Regions from separate parts of the Homo sapiens genome. Here all the other regions are linked to region 1. The links are chromatin contacts, found by Hi-C or POLR2A ChIA-PET in ENCODE. All regions are on one chromosome and are shown on one strand. The core of a region is the stretch at or near the end of the contact, and the rest is flanking DNA. Distances in the headings are between cores, read along the strand shown.

Region 1 (4,432 bases), core at 832-3,331:
GTGTCATTTCAAAATACACACATCTTTTCATCACTTGAAACTTGTTTAGAGTAATAAACTTTTGGAGATTCAACCTGTAGGTTTTTTTGACTACCCAATTGTCTCAACCCCTTTTATTATTTATTAATTTATTTAACAACACATAACAGAATCATTTATTGAAAACAGTACTCTGGAAAAACTATGTGCACAACAATGCCTGTTTCACCCATTTTACAGTGGGTACATGGTGGTCTGGGGCATTCGTCAACTTGCTCAAGCCTTTAGGTAAGTAGAGTTTGCGGCTTTTCTGAGAATCTGCCTGCATGTTCCCTCCTTCCCCAGCCTCCCAAGCCATCCTGTGGTTCAGACACCTCCACCTCGTGCAGCCAGGCTCTCAACAAAGCCAGTAATCCAATGTGTTGGCTTGCACTGGGCTTGCATCTGTGTCTCCAGGATGCACAAGGGGTTCCAAGCCCCATGGACACATTGTCCCTGGTTTAGCTAAAGCTGGTGAGAAGCCTCAGAAGTGGCCTGACACCTTTCTGTGACAGGACAGGGTTCAAATTCAACATCTAAGACCCCAGGATGAGCGGAGGGTAGAGGGTGGTGAGCTTGCCCACTCAGCTCCCTGAGTATTGCTGGAGTCCCAGGTGCTACTTTAGTTTTATTTCTGCATGTACTTTAGTCATTTCTGTACTTTGCTCTGTTCCATTGTGTTTTTTGTGTGTGTGTGTTTGTGCATGTGCACGCACACCAGTTTTAATAACTTAGGCTCTATAATATGTTTTAATATCCAACAGGGTTAGTTCCCACCTCCTTGTTCTTCATTTTGAAAGCCTGTTTCTGGACTAGTTTTGTTTGGTTTTCTATACGAATTTTAGGAACAAATAGGGTAATTAAAAAAAAAGAACGAAACCACACACGACCTATTAATCCTATTAGTACTTTTATTGGGATTATGTTAAATTTAAATTTTACTAAAGGAGAATTGAGATCTTCATGAACCCACAGACGTCATTCATCTTTCCATTAGACTGTTTTATTTGTAAAATGAGAGTAATAATAGTACCAATCTCGTGGGACTGTCCTGAGAATTAAATGAGAAAATGCATGCGAAATATACTGGGGTGAACACGTTGCTTTGCCACTTAGCTGTGTGAACTTGGGCATGGTAGGTTATTCTGAACATTGCTCTCTCATTTGTCAATAAGGATAATACTAGCATCTGGAGTCACAGGACTCCAATGACGGTGAAATTAGACAAAGCGTGCAAAGTACCCAGTGCTCTGCCTGGAACATAAGTGCACAATAAATATTAGCTGTTTTTCTGTTTTTCTAAAACATAGGCCACCCCAGGGCAAGGAAGTGCGACTCAAAGCAAAAGCAGCTGGGCGCGGTGGCTCACGCCTCTCATCCCAGCATTTTGGAAGGCCGAGGCCAGCGGATCACTTGAGGTCAGAAGTTCGAGACCAGCCTGGCCAACACGGTGAAACCTGTCTCTGTAAAAATACAAAAAAATTAGCCAGGTGTGGTGACATGCGCCTGTAGTTCCAGCTACTCGGGAGGCCGAGGTATGAGAATCGCTTGAATCCGGGAGGTGGAGGTTGCAGTGAGCCGAGATCGCGCCACTGCACTCCAGCCTGGGCGACAAAGTGAGACTCCGCCTCAAAAAAAAAAAAAAAAAAAAAAAAAGCAAGGAAGAAAAAAAGCAAAAGCTTGGAGGGATCCACCTCAAGTGGAGGGCCCCAAGGTCAACTCATCTTTCCCAGGACCTATGTCACCGTCGGTACCCACTTCTGACTTTCCTGGTGCGTCTGGAATGGGAAGCCGCGATCCCGAGTGTACCAGGCCGCTCAGGGACTCCAGGACCCAGCCCCGGACCCAGGGTTCCGGCGCTGCCACGTCTCGCGCGGTCAGCTAGCCAGACGGGAGCAGGCGGGGCCGAGGCGGGGCCAGACCCCGAGCGCGCTTTGTCACGCCTTATGCCCGCCCCTCCGCGGCCCGAGTCGCTGGTGGGACGGCACCGGGGCAGAGAGGCGTAACGCTGTGAGGGGGCGGGGCCCATTACGCGCCCGGAAGTCCCGGGGAGGGGTGTGACGTACATCCGGCGAGTAGCTGGCGGTCCCGGGTGCTGCTGGTTAGTGTGCTCTGAGGGAGGGTCCGAGCCAGCCGCTGTTTTGCCGGAGGAGCCCCTCAGGCCGTGAGTCTGAGGGTCGCGTCGGGGAGGGGAGTTGGGGCTCGAGGGGCTGGGACGGAAGGCGGGGAGGTCGGAGCGGAGGCTGGCCCTGGCGGGGTTGGGTGGGGGGGAAGTGACACGCAGGCGGTTCTGTGGGGCCGCGGGGCTGATTCTGGGCGGGGACGGGACAACTTGGCCAGATCTGCTCCGTCCCCTGCTGTCCTCTTTGCCTGGGGTCCACTTGCATTCCGCTCGGGGGTCTCGCAGCTGCTGGGCCGGATAACAGTTTCTTGTCTGTACCGTGCGCTCCGGTTTACGAAATGGCTCCATGTCCTCTGTCTCGGAAGAGCCTCACAGCCCTCGGTGAGGCGGGTGGGAGCCCTTTATGATTATCCTTGTTTTGTAGACTCGGAGACTGAGGCTGGCCAAGGCTCCGCAGTTAGCGAGTGTGAGCGCTCGAACCTGGTCTACAGGCCCCTAGTCCAGGGCTTACCCCCAAGTCAGCGCTTGGTTGTCTTCCGATGGCCCGGGTCGAACCCTGTATTTTCTCCTTCTCCCTTCCCCTTTTCCCCTGTCTGGTCTCTGCATGGAAAAATTTCCTTATGTGCATTTGACATGGATTAGCGTTTTCTTCACGATTCTAGCCAGTGGGTCAGGAGCATCTTTGTCTTGTTGATTCCATCGGCTTCGGTTGCGACAGGGGGCTTAGGGAGATTCGCCATGGGGCTGACCTTTGACATTTACCCCGCAGCTAAGCAGAGTTAGCTAAAAGCCAGCCGCCTACTACCCCAAATCTGCCTGGAATGGCGTCTTAAAGTTGCCCTGATTATGTATAACAAGTAATGCGTAAATTTTTAAATTGGCTAATGGTCAGATTGGTGCCCTCCTTTTCTATTAACATTTGTTTGAATCATTTAGCCCTGGAATTCGCAAGTTTTCATTTTAGGTACATTAATAGTGTTTTGTTGATAGTTTAGAGACCTACCTTAAATTTTAGATTACTCTTAACTTCTCGTAAGGTGGTACAATGGACCAAGAATAGAAAATAAATAGAATGCTAGTTATTAAAATACCATTCAAAAGATGTGATGAGTTGTAAGGAAGAGAACTTCGGAAGATCATCCTCTGTGTAGTTGGTGGGTTAAAGAAGTTTTAGTTTTTTTTTTTTTCCCCAGCAATTTTGTGGTTTGGGTTTGAATTTTATGTACTGTTAACAGGAAGAGCTTAGGCTTTGGTGTTAGAGATGAGGGTTTAAGCCCTGGCACTATTACTTTTTCAACTGAGCCGTCTTAAAGGACTCAGCAAAACTAGGAGTATCCTCATCTTTATCTTGTTAAATGAGGCCAGTGATCCTTGCCTGGTAGGGTTGGTGTGGGGATGAAATGAGATGTACAAGTACTGTGCAGATTGTAAAACTACTGATGAGTTGGTACAAATCCTAAGATCTTAAGGAGAGAGGAGCCACCAAGGCCATTTTCAGCTGCTGAGGAGGCTGAGGTGGGAGGATCTCTTGAGCCTGGGAGGTTGAGGCTGCAGTGAGCCATGATGGCAACACTGCACTTCAGCCTTGGAGACAGAGTCTTGGTCTGTCTTAAGAAAAGGGGGGCGGGGGCATTTTCTTAACTTTGGGTAGCAGTGCAACCCGACTCTTTGGATCTAGTAAGGGTTTTTATTATTTTTAGCTCACCTGAAGAGTTTCTTCAGTCAGCCTCCACTCTCATCACTCCTTTACAACCCAACACTTCTATATACATTTGTACTACACTGGTTTTCAGTCAATACTTTACAGACTTGTAAAAAATGTTTACATCACTTTAGAAATTTTTCTTTCTTTCTTTTTTTTGAGATGGAGTTTTTGCTCTTGTTGTCCAGACTGGAGTGCAATGTCATGACCTCGGCTCACTACAACCTCTGCCTCCCGGGTTCAAGTGATTCTCCTGCCTCAACCTCCCGAGTAGCTGGGATAACAGGCGCCCACCATGCCTAGCTAATTTTTGTATTTTAAGTAGAGATGGGGTTTCACCATGTTGGCCAGGCTGATCTCGAACTCCTGACCTCAGGTCATCCACTTGCCTCGGCCTCCCAAAGTGCTGGGATTACAGGCATGAGCCAAGTATTTTCAACTAGATGAATTCTGCAAAGGTGAAAAGGAGAAAATGCCACACTTTAAATAGTTTTTCATGGCAATTGAACTACTTTAATTTTCCATTTTATTTTCCTTTGACACTCCTGCTTTTAAGCCATCTCCTCCCTTGGAGCATACAAATCAGCAGC
Region 2 (4,226 bases), core at 1,727-4,226, 310 kb before region 1:
GGCTCTCATCACAGACGCAGCTACATGTGTGCTCTCTCTCTCACCTGGGGGATCCCTGTCAAAGACCCGCAGGCTTGGGTTCAGAAGGAGAATCCCCAGACAGTTCCTCTCCTATTCTGGTAGGAAAGGAACAGTTGGAGCACCCTACCCAGGCCACACAGCCTCACTTCAGGAAGCCTCTGGAGATCCAGGGAAGATGAGAATCAAAATTCAAAGAGCACCTGCTGGCACTTAAGGCACAAACACAGCCTTGTAATGCAGAGGTGGAGAGGCCAAATGACTCTGAGTAAAACACAGGAGACTGAGCTTTTTGGGGTCCTCAAACCCCAAAGTGAGAGTCTAGAAATAAGCTCCACCACAGAGCACCTGTACCATCACCACCCCAAACAGGACAACTTCCGGGCACTGTGCCACGCAGGGAAACAGTGATAACCAGGCAATGCACGCCTCGGCCTACCTCTCAGAACCCACCTGTGTCTGGTTCCTGGCCTCTGCTGTCCGCTGGCTCTGGCAAGCATATGTGTCTGTGCCCCCCAGGAGCTCACAGCCAACTCCATTCTGCCCAGGCACTTGAGCGGCTTCCCTGTGGCTCCGAGTCTTTTGTCTGGGAATGTCGGTTCCCATCCCCGTCTGTGCTCTGCTGGGTCTACCTATATGTCTGTCCACTTACATGTCTGCCTCCCATGTGGGGAGATTCAGATCCCAGCAATGGTGTATTTCTATGTACGTGTCTGCAGCCCATACGTGGCCCACGCTGATGGGTTCATGTATGTCTGTCCCCGCACATGTCTGTGTCCCTGGGTTGTTTGCTCACCCCCACCATCCTCCTGTGTCTGTCCTCAAGTATATATGTATCCAGCTCCTCTACGTCTCTGCCCACACAGATGTAAACCTGAGCACACACACGCACTCACGTCTCTGCCCACACGGGGCATCCCCCACAGGTGCCTGGGTAACCCAGGTCTGTGCACCACCTGTTTGGAGGCAGGCAAGTGTGTTCACACAAGTTCTCACAGTGCCAGCCAAGGGCTTCGGGTGAGCTCAGCAACTCCCACTCCCAGAACTGCACCCAAGGCCACGAGCATGAGCACACTGCCACCTCCACGAAGTGCTCCAGAAAAACAGAAACCTGCCAGGGACAATGAGGGAGGGGGCAGGGCCCCAGATACAGCAGAGCCTCACAGAAGTGAGGTCAGAGCTGTGCCAGGAACCACCCACCTCAAGCCACCTGGGCCCTACTGTGCCCACCCCCAACACTGGCCAGGAAAGGGAGGGGGGTGCATGCACCACCTGGGGTCTGTCTGCACTCATAGGAAACTGGCCCAGTGCCTGCCAGCCTCCCGACCTACCCCAACCCCCCGCGACAGAGGCTCTTCAGAAAGGAAGTGAGGACTTCCTCCTGCTTACCTCTGAACCTCCTACAAGGCTGGCTCTAGACCCCAAACCCCAGGAGCCACAGGGCAACTAGGAGTGTCCTGTGCTCAGCCCAAGCCAAGAAACCAAATGGGTTATTTCAGAAATCCACCAGCAGGAAACAAACAAACCTGGGAGTGGGTGGGGATGAGTGCAGGAGAACCTCCTCAGCGCCCCTGCTGCTCCCTGCCCTTGGAGCAAGGTAATAAGGAAGGGCGGGCATGGAGCTGGAACATTTCAGCACATTTGCTTGCTTGCATGGAACTGGATCTCTGCTGCCCTGGCACTCTCGCAGCCTACATTACTCACATAGCAATTAATGGTGTGTAGCCTCTTGGCTTTCCACTATTACCAGTTCAGGACTGGTATTGAAACCCTGTATCGGGGAACTTTGTGTGTTTATGTCCTGTCTTGCCCCCAGGGGCTGAGCCTCCTGAGGACAGAATCCTCCAAATCCTCCTCCATCCACACATTCCAGGGGCACGGCCCAGTGCCCTTCCTGGCATTTAAGAGGTGCTCGGCCACTGGGTTCAGGTTACTCTACCCAGAAGCCAAGGAGTTGGTTCCTGGGCCTCTGGCTGGGAGAGTAGAGATGCCCAGAAGATTCCCTGGGCCATGAAGCTTTACTCCCATCTCTGACAACCCAAGAGAAAGGGCTCCAACCATCCCGGCCACCTTCAGGAGCCGGGTCTCCCATAGGCCACTCTCTCTCTGACAGGTTACTGCCCCTTCAGGAAAACCCTCTGAAACTGAAAAACGTACTCTCCTTGGAGACCCGGGCCTACAGAGGAAGAGGGCCAGACTGGGCCAAGAATCAAAGCCTGTGCCCGCTGAGACTTCTGGACTCGTCCTGGGTCTGAGGGCCTCACGCCCCCTAGAGATGAGTCCCAGGACCCCATCTCGGTCATGAAGCGGCTTCCCTCTCCCCAATCTCCCCCTAACTTCGCGGGAAACCCTAGCTCCTGGCCATGCTCCCAGGTCTGGCAATGAAAAGTGGAATTGTCACCAGGCCATGCCTACACCAAACCCAGGGAACTCGGGAGAGGGGGTAGCCCAGGGTCCAACACACACAACCACCCAGCAACTGCTCCCTGTGAGTCCCTCTTGCCTCCCAGGGACCAATCCTGAGCGGGTGTGGGGTGAAGGCCCAGGACCTCACCTCTCCAAAGGATGGGGAGTTGGTGTCTGGAGCAGCCTCGGGCTGGGGGGTGCCCGGGGGATTCCAGATTTGCCCTCCCCTCGCCAGCCCCAGGGCAGGACACTTCGGTACCTGCCAGCCCGCGGCTCCGGGGGGCATCCGTGCTCCTGCGGCCGGCGTGCTGCGCCCGAACTGCGGGCGCCGAGTCAGGCAGCGACGGGGCGCGCCCGGCGCGCGCTCTGGCTCCAGCTCGCTCCTCCCAACTTCGCCAGCCCATGCGGGGGCAGAGGTGGCTCCGGAGGTGGGCAGGCCAGGCGGACCCGGCGAGGCCACGCGAGAGGGAGCCCGTGCTCACCGGCGACGGGACCTGCGCGCCCCGGCCCGTGCGCGCCGCGCTGCTCCCCAGCGCCCCGCTACCCAACGCCGAGGGGCGGACCCGACCCGGCCGCCAATCACCGCGCCCGCCCCCGCCCGGACCGCGAGTCCCGGCCCCACCGCGAGGGGCGGGGGGCTCAGATTTAAAGACACACTCAGCCCAGCCGCAGCCCCCGGGCGGGAGGAACGCGGGCGCCACGTTCCCCGGCTGCGCTTCCTCCCTCCGCCCGCCCACCCTCCGCGAGGAGGAAAAGTTTGGGGCGGGGGAGACTGCCCGGGAAGCCAGTTCCTCTTCCCTCGTCGCTAGTGCGGCTCCTTCTGGAAGACACCCAAACCCGACATCCAGCCTCCTGGCTGCGAGAGGCAGCAGCGCTCTGGGCGCCACACCCCGTCCCGGACGCCGGCTACCCGCGACACCCGCTGGCCCGGCTTCCCTCGCCCCCCTCTGCTTTACAGCCAGGCCGAGCCTCGGCGGGACCGAGCCCAGCATCCGGGCTCCGGGCCGGCCTCGCTGTGCAGTGCGGCCGGAGCTGGATGATGGTGCGCTCTGCACTTTTGCCTCCCACGTGTCGAAGGGGAGCCCCTAAACAGCAGACGGTCCCCCCAAGCAGGGGCTTCTCCCACGCCCCGGGGTCCTAAGGAAACGCGCCCCTCGGCCCCCAGAGGTGAGAGGGGAACAGCAGAGCAGAGCTTTGGATGGAGAGGGGTCCCTCCGCCCCCACCCATCATGCGGCTCCAGGCAGTGACCCGCACCATAGGCCTGCCCCCCCCACCACTCCTCACCCCACACGCGCGGACTAGCACTAGGCGGCAGCCAGCCCGGCCCACTCCGACGGCCCCGCACGCCCCCGCGAGCACGTGGGTGAACGCACCCACGTGCGTGCGTTCACTCTTCGCTGTGCTTCCTCGCGGAGAGATAGGCTTTGTTGTGGTTGGTGAGTCACTTCCTCCCTCTCGCTGCTCCACACTCGGGAAATCCTTTTTTCTCACCTGTTACCACCTGCCTCACCCCCATTCAGGACTGGAGCTGGATTTCGGCGAGCTGGGGTTGCCCCAGGATGCAGGCAGTGTAGGCCCCACCTCTGTCAGGCTGGAGAGCGCTGGGCTGGGAGAGGGGAACACATTCCCCATGACCCCTAAGAATAACTGAAGACAAGAGAAATCACTCATTGTGGTGGTCTCACCATGTCCCTAGCACCTAGCTCTTAAGTGCCTCGCGAAGTTATAAGGTCGGTACTTTTCTGATCCCTATTTTAACAAATGAGGAAACAGGCCCAGGGAAGACTTGTCCTCAGCTCCA
Region 3 (4,277 bases), core at 1,374-3,873, 270 kb before region 1:
GTAGATGACCATGCCCTCTCACCAAATTCTAAATCTGAAGGTCTGGGTCTGGACTTGAGAATCAATAGTTTGGCCGGGCGCAGTGGTTCACGCCTGTAATCCCAGCACTTTGGGAGGCTGAGGCGGGTGGATCGCCTGAGGTCAGGTGTTTAAGACCAGCCTGGGCAGCATAGCAAAACCCCATCTCTAATAAAAATACAAATTTTAGCCGGGCATGGTGGTGGGGACCTGTAATCCCACCTACTCGGGAGGCTGAAGCAGAAGAATTGCTTGAACCGGGGAGGCAGAGGTTGCAGTGAGCCAAGGTCGTGCCATTGCACTCTAGCCTGGGCGACAAGAGCAAAACTACATCTCAAAAAAAAAAAAAAAAGGGGAGTCAACAGTTTAACAAACACCAAGGTGATGCGTATCTTCAGGCAAGTTCAGACATAGTGCCATTCACTGAATTTTTTTTTTATTTTTTTGAGACGGAGTTTCACTCTTGTTGCCCAGGCTGGAGTGCAATGGCGCAATCTTGACCCACTGCAACCTCCGCCTCCTGGGTTCAAGCGATGCTCCTGCCTCAGCCTCCCGAGTAGCTGGGATTACAGGCATGTGCCACCACGCCCAGCTAATTTTGTATTTTTGGTAGAGACAGGGTTTCTCCATGTTGGTCAAGCTGGTCTCAAACCCCCGACCTCAGGTGATCTTCCCACCTCAGCCTCCCAAAGTGCTAGGATTACAGGCGTGAGCCACTGCGTCTGGCCTCACTGAATTATTTACTTGTTTTTATTTTTTTTTTTTAAAGAGGGTCTTGCTATGTTGACCAGACTGGTCTCAAACTCCTGGCCTCAAGCTATCCTCCAGCCTTGGCCTCCCATGTGTTGGGATTACAGGCATGAACCACCACACCTGGCCTGAATTATTTACTTAACACAGATTTTTTGGGTTCCAACGATGATGATGGTATATACTGTGTGACAGCAGGATGAACAAGACATTTCCAGCTTTAGGAAACTAACAGACTGTCCAGGGCTCATGTGGTGGACAGCCCAGGTCTCCTGAATCTTAGATGAGGCCTCCAGCTATGTGGGACAGCCTCCTCCCCTAAGACAGAGGACAAAGGCTTGGAGCTCCTAGTTGAGCCTGCTGGGCCTTTCTCCATTTTCTAACAACCTGCTCAGGTCGCAGCCTATGGTTCTTTTGTTGTTGTTGTTGTTGTTGTTGTTTTGTTTTTTGAGACAGGGACTCACTCGGTTGCCCAGACTGGAGTGCAGTGGCCCGATCTTGGCTTATTGCAACCTTTGCCTCCCAGGCTCAAGCAATCCTCCCACTTCAGCCTCCAGAGGAGCTGGGACTACAGGCGCACACCACAAAAATGCCTGGCTCATTTTTGTATTTTTGGGTAGAGACAGGGTTTCACCATGTTGACCAGGCTGGTCTTGAACTCCTGAGCTCAGGTATCTGCCAGCCTCATCCTCCCTAAGTGCTGAAATTACAGGTGTGAGCCACCGTGCCTGGCCAGCAGCCTATGGTTCTTTTGAGCTAGAGGCATCCTGTGAAAGAAGTCAGGTGTATAGAGCACTTAGCACTATGCCTGGCGCTTAGTAAGTGTTCAGTAAGTGTTGGCCAGCAGCTAAGTGCTTGTCAAGGCTAGGTAGGTGGGGGGAGCTAAGAAGAGAAAGAGCCCTCAGGTGTAAAGGAAAACGGATGGGGCCAGACACTGGGGCAGGGATTTACATTTCTTTAAAAGTCATTCCAGCCCTGATTTGACTTTGCACCTGGAAGGGAGGAGGCCAGACAAGATCACTCTTGTGCAAATAAGGAAAGCTGAGCCCAGAGATCAAAGTGAGTGGCCCTGAGCCGACACCCAGGTCTTCTGTGGCCCTGCCACACCAGGCAGGGATTGGGGGATGTGGGCAACAAGGGTAACACCTTTCCTCCTGAAATCACTGGGGTGATGTCTGCCTGTCGGGGAAGAGCCTGATGAACCAGGATCACCCCGTTGGCTCCATCTGGCTCCAGCTTCTGCTGAACACTCCCTTTTCAGGTGGAGAAGTCATCGTCCTGGTCCCTCCTGCCTTCTGTCTTCCCCAGGAAAGCACTTCAGTATTTGGTAGGGCCAGGGGTGCTCCCCGAGGCCATCTAGACAGTGGCCAGGGAGGCTGCGCCGGCCAGATTGTGTCAAAGTCTGCCTGAGAGCCACGAGGATCCCTCGGCATTCTCTTCCTGCTTCTTGAGGAGCCTGCGGTCCATTTGCAGCCTGAGTGGAGAGGATGGGGCAGGGATCCCAGGTGAGGTCGAGTAAGGAAGTCGCAGTTCTGACCTGGGAATCTGCCGGGACAAGCCTGCTCTGTCTCAGCATCAAGGCGTTTGGTACCTAGAGGAGCAGGGTGCCAGGGTGTCCAGACCGGGCAAACCAGGAGCCCTAGATCCCGTCCCTGGAACTAGGTCCTCCGCCAGCTTTGCGGGCCTCCTCCGCACCAGGCTCAGGTCTCGCCCATCCCCAGCAGGAGGTCTCTCTGCCCCCCACCCTCCGGAGGGGGGTTATATGATCTTAAAGCTTCCCCAGAGGGAGGAAAGGTGGGGGCGGGGCGGCTGCTGAGGCCCAGGATATAAGGGCTGGAGGTGCTGCTTTCAGGCCTGGCCAGCCCACCATGCACGCCCACTGCCTGCCCTTCCTTCTGCACGCCTGGTGGGCCCTACTCCAGGCGGGTGCTGCGACGGTGGCCACTGCGCTCCTGCGTACGCGGGGGCAGCCCTCGTCGCCATCCCCTCTGGCGTACATGCTGAGCCTCTACCGCGACCCGCTGCCGAGGGCAGACATCATCCGCAGCCTACAGGCAGAAGGTAGGCAGTGCCGCGTGCCGCGCCCTGCTGGGCACCCCCGGGGCGCCTCCGCCGCGTCCAGCCAGCGGACTCGGGAAGTGCTGTGGGTTGGGGGCTGCGGCTCCGAGCCGGGTTTGCAGCCGCCCGGGCGTCCCGAGCCCAGGGCCTAGCTCTGCGGGTGTCTCCGCGTCAGCAGGCTCGGGGTGCAGCGTTGGTGGCTGGGGGCGTATCCACGGCCGAGTCGGGAAGGGATTCTAGCGTTCAGGGTGTGTCCTCGACGGGGACCATTGTCTCTGGGTTTTGGTTTGGGATTGCGCGGAGCGCAGCGCGGAAGGGTGGGAGCTTCTAATCTCCAGTCTTGTGAAGTTGCTTATCCCGGAGCCTGGGTCTGCGCATCTGTAGGATAGGTGTAATAAATAACACCTCGCCTATCAGACTGTGGAAAGCGCGAGATGACAATGCGCGCGAAACGCTCAGCGCAGTACCCGGCACAGCCACAGTCAACGGTCGTTGGTATTACTGTAATGGTTTGGTCTTGGCGATTTTTTTTTCTTTCTGCGAGTGAGGGTGAATGGGTCCCGGGGTGTGACGTCGGGAGTATCGGCAGCTGAGCTGGTAACATCGGGGATTCGGGCTCACGGCCCGGAGATCAGGGATGGGCTGTCCCGAAGTCGCGAACTGTGGCAGCCTTGGGTCCTCCAGCCGCGCCGGGGAAGTGTCAAGTGTCTCGCTTAACCCCGGGTTCGGGGCCATGATTTGCAGGGGAGTGGGTGTCAAGGACGGCAGGGATCTGAGGGTATCGCCCTCGAGGACCTGGCAGCGCGTTCTGGGCACCCAGCGCGGCGAGCAGGTGGGTGCTGCGGAGAGGGAGCCCCTTCCGCGCCTCAATCCACATTCTGCCGCCTGGGCAGCCGCGGCCGCCCACGCCTCCCTCCGCCTGCGGGGGCCAGACGGCCCTCCCTGGGGCCGGGGCGCAATCCACAAACGCTAATCTGATCCGACCTGCCGCCTGCCCGCCCCTTGTGACCTGGTGCCGGGGGCCCTTCGCTCCCGCGCCTGGGGTCAGACAGCCGGTGACCCTCTCCGGAAGGGTCATCTGGGGACCAGCCAGACCAGGGGACACCCTCGGGGGCGGGGCAATGAGAAATTTGCTGGAGTGCTCGGCCCCTCAACCGAAAAGCGGCCGGGGATGGGAGGGGGCAAAGAAGGGAGGGAGCGCTTTTCCAGTTCACTCCCTTCTGGAAAGTTCGAGATGTGTGCGGTGATGGACAGGCATCTGGAAACTGGGTTCTAGGCCTCAAATCCTGCTTCCTGATTCCCTGTTGTCCCTGGCGCGTCTTGGTTTATCTGCCTTCCCTTCTGTAAATTAGGAGACTGCTCTCTTTCAGCTAAACACTGTTTTTTTGTTTGTTTGTTTTTTCTTTGAAACAGAGTCTCCCTCTGTTGCCCAGGCTGGAGTGCAGTGACAC
Region 4 (4,569 bases), core at 2,054-4,553, 410 kb before region 1:
GAAGCCCAAAAAGACTAATAAACATAGAAGAAAAAAACTTTATGAAAAATTCACACCTAAAAAAAGACCAGTCCAATATTAAGAGTTCTATGAAAACTTCAAGCCACAGATGATCCACAAGTTATATGAACTATTCCAAAATGTTGAAAAAGACAAAACTACCTAACACATGTATAAAACTATCATAACCCTGACAACAAAATTAAAAAGCATAACATGGTGGAAAAAAAACACTCATAAACATAGTCACAAATATCCTAAATAAAATATTAGAAATTTAGTTTCAGCAATATGATAAAAGAAGACAACACCATGACGTAGTAATAAACATTTAAGAATGTAGGCCGGGCGCAATGGCTCATGCCAATAATCCCAGCACTTGGGGAGGCTAAGGCGGGCAGATCACCTGAGGTCAGGAGTTTGAGACCAGTCTGGCTAACATGGTGAAACCCTGTTTCTACTAAAAATACAAAAATTAACCAGGCGTGGTGGCAGACACCTGTAGTCCCAGCTACTAGAGAGGCTGAGGCAGGAGAATAGCTTTAACCCAGGAGGCAGAGGTTGCAGTGAGTCAAGATCACACCACTGTACTCCAGCCTGGGTGACAAAGTGAGACTCCATCTCAAAAAAAAAAAAAAAGAATGCAAAGGATCAGTCAACATTGGAAAATCTGCTAATGTACTTTTTAAAATTAACATATTAAAGGAGAAAATATATGACCACCTCAATAGATGTCAAGAAAACATTTTTAAAATTAAAAATCAATTTATAATTTTTTAAAATCTGCAAACCAGTAATAAAAGAAAATTTCTTTAATTTGACAAATGCGCCTACTTGAAACCTAGATCAAAAATTACAGTTAGTGGTGAAATATTCCCATTAGACTTAGAAAGTATAAAAATGGTCACTATTCCAAATATTGTTCAGGAAGGTCTAGCCTTTATAACAAAAGACAAGAAAAAGAAATACTAATTATACATATTAGAAAGAAATTAAATAGTTATTATTTGCAGATAATACCATCATCTATCTCCAAAATCCAAGACAAGTTTTTAAAAACTTAGTTATTAAGTGGGTTCAAGAATATGGCCAAATTCAAACAAAAGGAAATATTTATTTTTTCCTACATGAGCACTAATCAATCAGAAAACTTAGTTATTAAGTGAGTTCAAGAATATGGCCAAATTCAAACAAAAAGAAATATTTATTTTTTCCCGCATGAGCATTAATTAGTCAATCAGAAACTGTAATAGAAAAAAAACCATAATTTCAAAAAATAAACCATGAATAAATTTCATGAGAAGTAGGTATGACTTAAAAGAGGAGTGTTAATAACTTTTATTATTAAAAGACACAAAAGAACCTTAATAAACATAGGGAAAAAACATATTCCTTAATGGGAACACACAATATTATAAAAGCGCCCATTCTCCCTAAATTAGTCAATAAATTAAATGTAATTTCAATCAAAATACCAATGAGATTTTTAAATAGAAGTCCATATGCTGGTTCTAAAATCCATTTGGAAATGAAAGTACACTGGAACACTCCAGAAGTATAGAAGAATGAAAAAGAAAGAATGAATGAAAGAAGGAGAGAATGAGGATGGGAGACAGAAGGAGGAAGGGAGAAAGAACAAGAACTTGAGAAGACCTCGAAAAAAATCAATGGAGAGACTAGAGTACACATATAGAATATGTCTGCCTTGCAATGACAGAAAACCCAACCCAGCTCACTTAAGCACAAAAGGATCTGGGTTGTCAGTTAAAAGTTTTGTGGGCATAGGGGTAACCTGGCTCTAGACATGATGGGGTACAGCAGCTAAAGGGCAACAGCAGTTGCCTCAGCTCAATTCCACTGGCCTTGGTGTGTTGGTTTCATTTTCATATTTGTTTTCACCTTGTGGCTGTGTGACAACTGTAGCCACGTCTGGCCTCTCCCTTTTAAGTTCCACAAGAATAGTTAACACTCTTCCAGTCACTCAGAAAAATGCCAGGGATAAGCTCTGATTGGGTGTAATTGGCCGGCTGAGTCACATGGCCAGCCCTGGGCCAATGGCAGTGCCAGGACAATGAGATGCACAAATTGGCTCAAGCCTTGGTTCTTGTTCCTGCTGGGGATGGGGAAAATCAGACATGGTTACCAGAAGGATGAATGGAGGCCAGGAGCAACAACAACCCCGTGTCTACTCTATGGACTCAGGTATAAGTGCTTACTTCACATATGATGAAAACCATAGTTCCAGTAAGGGGGAAATGTGGCTATTCCATAAATAATGTAGGCCAGCCTGGTGCAGTGGCACATGCCTGTGGTCCCAGCTACTTGGGAGGCTGAGGCAGGAGGACTGCTTGAGGCCAAGAGGTCAACACCAGCCTGAGCAACATAGCAAGATCCCATCTCTAAAATAATAATAACAAATAATAATAAATGTGGGCCAACTGGATATCCATTTTGGAAAAAAAAAATACACTATCTCATGTCATTCACAAAAGTTTATTCCAGATGAATTAAAGCATTAAACATAAAAGACAACACTGTAGAAATATTCAAAGAAAACATAGGAAAGAGATCTAGAACCTTGGGTAGGGAAGGCTTGCTTACACAAGTCAAAAAACACACCATGTATAAATTGAACAACTTCTCTATGAAAAAATACACTAAAAACGTTACAAGACCTGAGACAAACTGGGAGAAAGAACTGACTGTATATCTATCTACCTACCCACAAAACAAATTATATTAAAATTTTATGCCTGTTAATTAAAAAAAGACAATCTAGCAGAAAAATGGGCATATACATAACAGAATAAATTCAAATGGCCAGTAAACATATGAAAGGATGTTCCAACCTCATTACTAATCTGGAAAAGTCGAGTTAAGGTAAAAATAAAAGACTTTCTTTCTTATCAGATTGGCAAAAATTAAAAGGATTGGCGACCTCAAATGTTAAGGCAGGAATGGGGAAATGGATACTTTCATAAACTGTGAAAGGCTATGAGTGTTTAATTCAGCTTAGATGCCGTCATTTAGTTCAAAGAAAGAATAACAATTACTTTTGAAGGGCAAAGACACTGTGCAGGTTTGTTGATGGTGAGGTGGGCGGATGTGGGAAAAGGAAAGAATAGCCAAGAGGGGGTGCAAAGTGAAACTCAGAAGGCCCATAGATAATCTACCAGTGTGACTCAGAGAACACAAGCCATTTCCCATTCTTGTGGCTGTAGAGGGGAACCTCTTGAAAGTACACAGGGGTTTAAATAACATCAAGTCAGAGAACCACAAGAATTTGACGGAGGGCTTTCAAAGTCATCATGCTTTCCCCTTAGTCTCCTCCCCGAGTCACCCCAGCCTGGGCACTCTTCCAGGATCTACCTTTCTCTCCTCTCAACCTGTCATCGAAAATGGCAGAGAGGATTACCATATCCAGCCCTGAAACAAGCAAGGATTTGGCATCAGACACGGGTATCTCTAGCTGTAAAATAACACCTTGTGGTATTGTTGGAGGGTTGAACGAGATGATGACTGTAAAAGAAACCAGATATAATGCTTGACAAAGTAAGTAATCTAATAAAGGACATCATAAAATAAGCAAAGGTTATTGATCTGAAGCTAGGTCAGCTCCAGCATAGACTGAGACACACAGGAATGGAGAGGACAGGCTCTAAGACAGCATGTATATCTAATGGTATTTTAAAGCTAAAAAATAAATGCAACATATATGATAAAGTTATCATCTTAACAAATCAATAGGAAAGGGGTCAAGTGTGGTGGCTCACCCTGTAATCCCAACACTTTGGGAGACTGAGGTGGGAGAATCACTTGAGCCCAGAAGTTCAAGACAAGCCTGGCCAACATAGTGAGACCCCATCTCTACAAAAAAAAGAAAATTCAAAAATTAGCCGAGTGTGGTGGCATATGCCTATAGTTCCAGCTCTGGAGGCTGAGGTGGGAGAATCACTTGAGCCTAGGAGGTCGAGGGTGCAGTGAGTTATGATTGCACCACTGCACTCTAGCCTGGGTGATAAAGTAAGACCCTGACCCAGAAGCAGCATAGAATTTAAAAAAGAAAAAGAAAAGAAAAGAAAGAGAAAGGGAGAAAGGGAGAAGAAAAGGAGAAAGGCAGAAAGAAAGAAAAAGAGAGAGAGAGAAAGAAAGAAAAAGAGAGAGAGAGAAAGAAAGAAAGAAAGAAAGAAAGAAAGAAAGAAAGAAAGAAAGAAAGAGAGAAAGAGAGAGAGGGAGGGAGAGAGGAAGGAAGCGAGGAAGGAAGCGAGGAAGGGAGGGAGTGAGGGAAAGAGAAGGAGAAAGAGAAAGAGAAAGAAAGAGGAAGGAAGGAAGGAAAGAATGAAAGAAAGAAAAGAAAGAAAGAAGGAAGGAAAGAAAGAAAGAAAAGGAAGAAAGAAGAAAGAACAAAAAGAAAAAAGGAAGAGAAAGAATGAAAGAAAGAAAAAGAGGAGGAAAGAAGGAAGGAAACAATGAAAGAAGGAAGGAAGGAAAGAAAAGAAAGAAAGAAAAGGAAGAAAGAAGAACAAAAAGAAAGAAAGAATGAATGAAAGAAAGAAAGAGAGAGGAAGG

What was found. A loop is a pair of places that touch in the nucleus more often than their neighbours do. ChIA-PET counts read pairs that join two places held with the same protein, here RNA polymerase II (POLR2A). Pooled maps may share reads with other maps.
Region 2: a map of naive thymus-derived CD4-positive, alpha-beta T cell shows a loop between it and region 1 (9-fold over the local background). The contact joins the promoter of PALD1 here to the promoter of SAR1A in region 1. A Hi-C loop is called at or near these places in 1 of 168 maps with a recorded cell type or tissue (naive thymus-derived CD4-positive, alpha-beta T cell), 1 of 37 single-sample maps with no recorded cell type and 7 of 50 pooled maps. POLR2A ChIA-PET finds 5 or more read pairs at or near these places in 3 of 52 experiments (WTC11, activated CD8-positive, alpha-beta memory T cell and naive thymus-derived CD8-positive, alpha-beta T cell).
Region 3: POLR2A ChIA-PET joins it to region 1 with 14 read pairs in WTC11. The contact joins the promoter of NODAL here to the promoter of SAR1A in region 1. A Hi-C loop is called at or near these places in 2 of 50 pooled maps. POLR2A ChIA-PET finds 5 or more read pairs at or near these places in 4 of 52 experiments (H1, HepG2, Panc1 and 1 more).
Region 4: a map with no recorded cell type shows a loop between it and region 1 (11-fold over the local background). The contact joins the enhancer-like site here to the promoter of SAR1A in region 1. A Hi-C loop is called at or near these places in 4 of 37 single-sample maps with no recorded cell type and 12 of 50 pooled maps. POLR2A ChIA-PET finds 5 or more read pairs at or near these places in 2 of 52 experiments (both activated CD8-positive, alpha-beta memory T cell).

The regions. Positions count from the first base shown.
Region 1 is chr10:70,168,163-70,172,594 of GRCh38, reverse strand. It overlaps SAR1A (secretion associated Ras related GTPase 1A), which reads left to right and starts at 2,081. Exons shown (of 7, transcript NM_020150.5): 1 at 2,081-2,182. RefSeq lists enhancers at 1,587-1,666, 1,800-2,456, 2,457-3,115 and a silencer at 1,797-2,156.
Region 2 is chr10:70,477,517-70,481,742 of GRCh38, reverse strand. It overlaps PALD1 (phosphatase domain containing paladin 1), which reads right to left and starts at 2,976. Exons shown (of 20, transcript NM_014431.3): 1 at 2,684-2,976. RefSeq lists enhancers at 362-1,003, 1,181-1,360, 1,004-1,646 and silencers at 2,641-3,090, 3,291-3,360.
Region 3 is chr10:70,440,027-70,444,303 of GRCh38, reverse strand. It overlaps NODAL (nodal growth differentiation factor), which reads left to right and starts at 2,623. Exons shown (of 3, transcript NM_018055.5): 1 at 2,623-2,829. The coding sequence starts at 2,637. RefSeq lists enhancers at 1,637-1,931, 1,330-1,939, 2,550-3,159, 3,160-3,767, 3,768-4,277.
Region 4 is chr10:70,577,210-70,581,778 of GRCh38, reverse strand. No RefSeq gene overlaps it. Among named protein-coding and RNA genes, the nearest start is that of PRF1, 23 kb to the left of the region's middle. Within about 2 kb of position 3,303, at least 8 of the 41 ENCODE cell types and tissues checked have a DNase peak (open chromatin) inside an H3K27ac peak, as active enhancers do.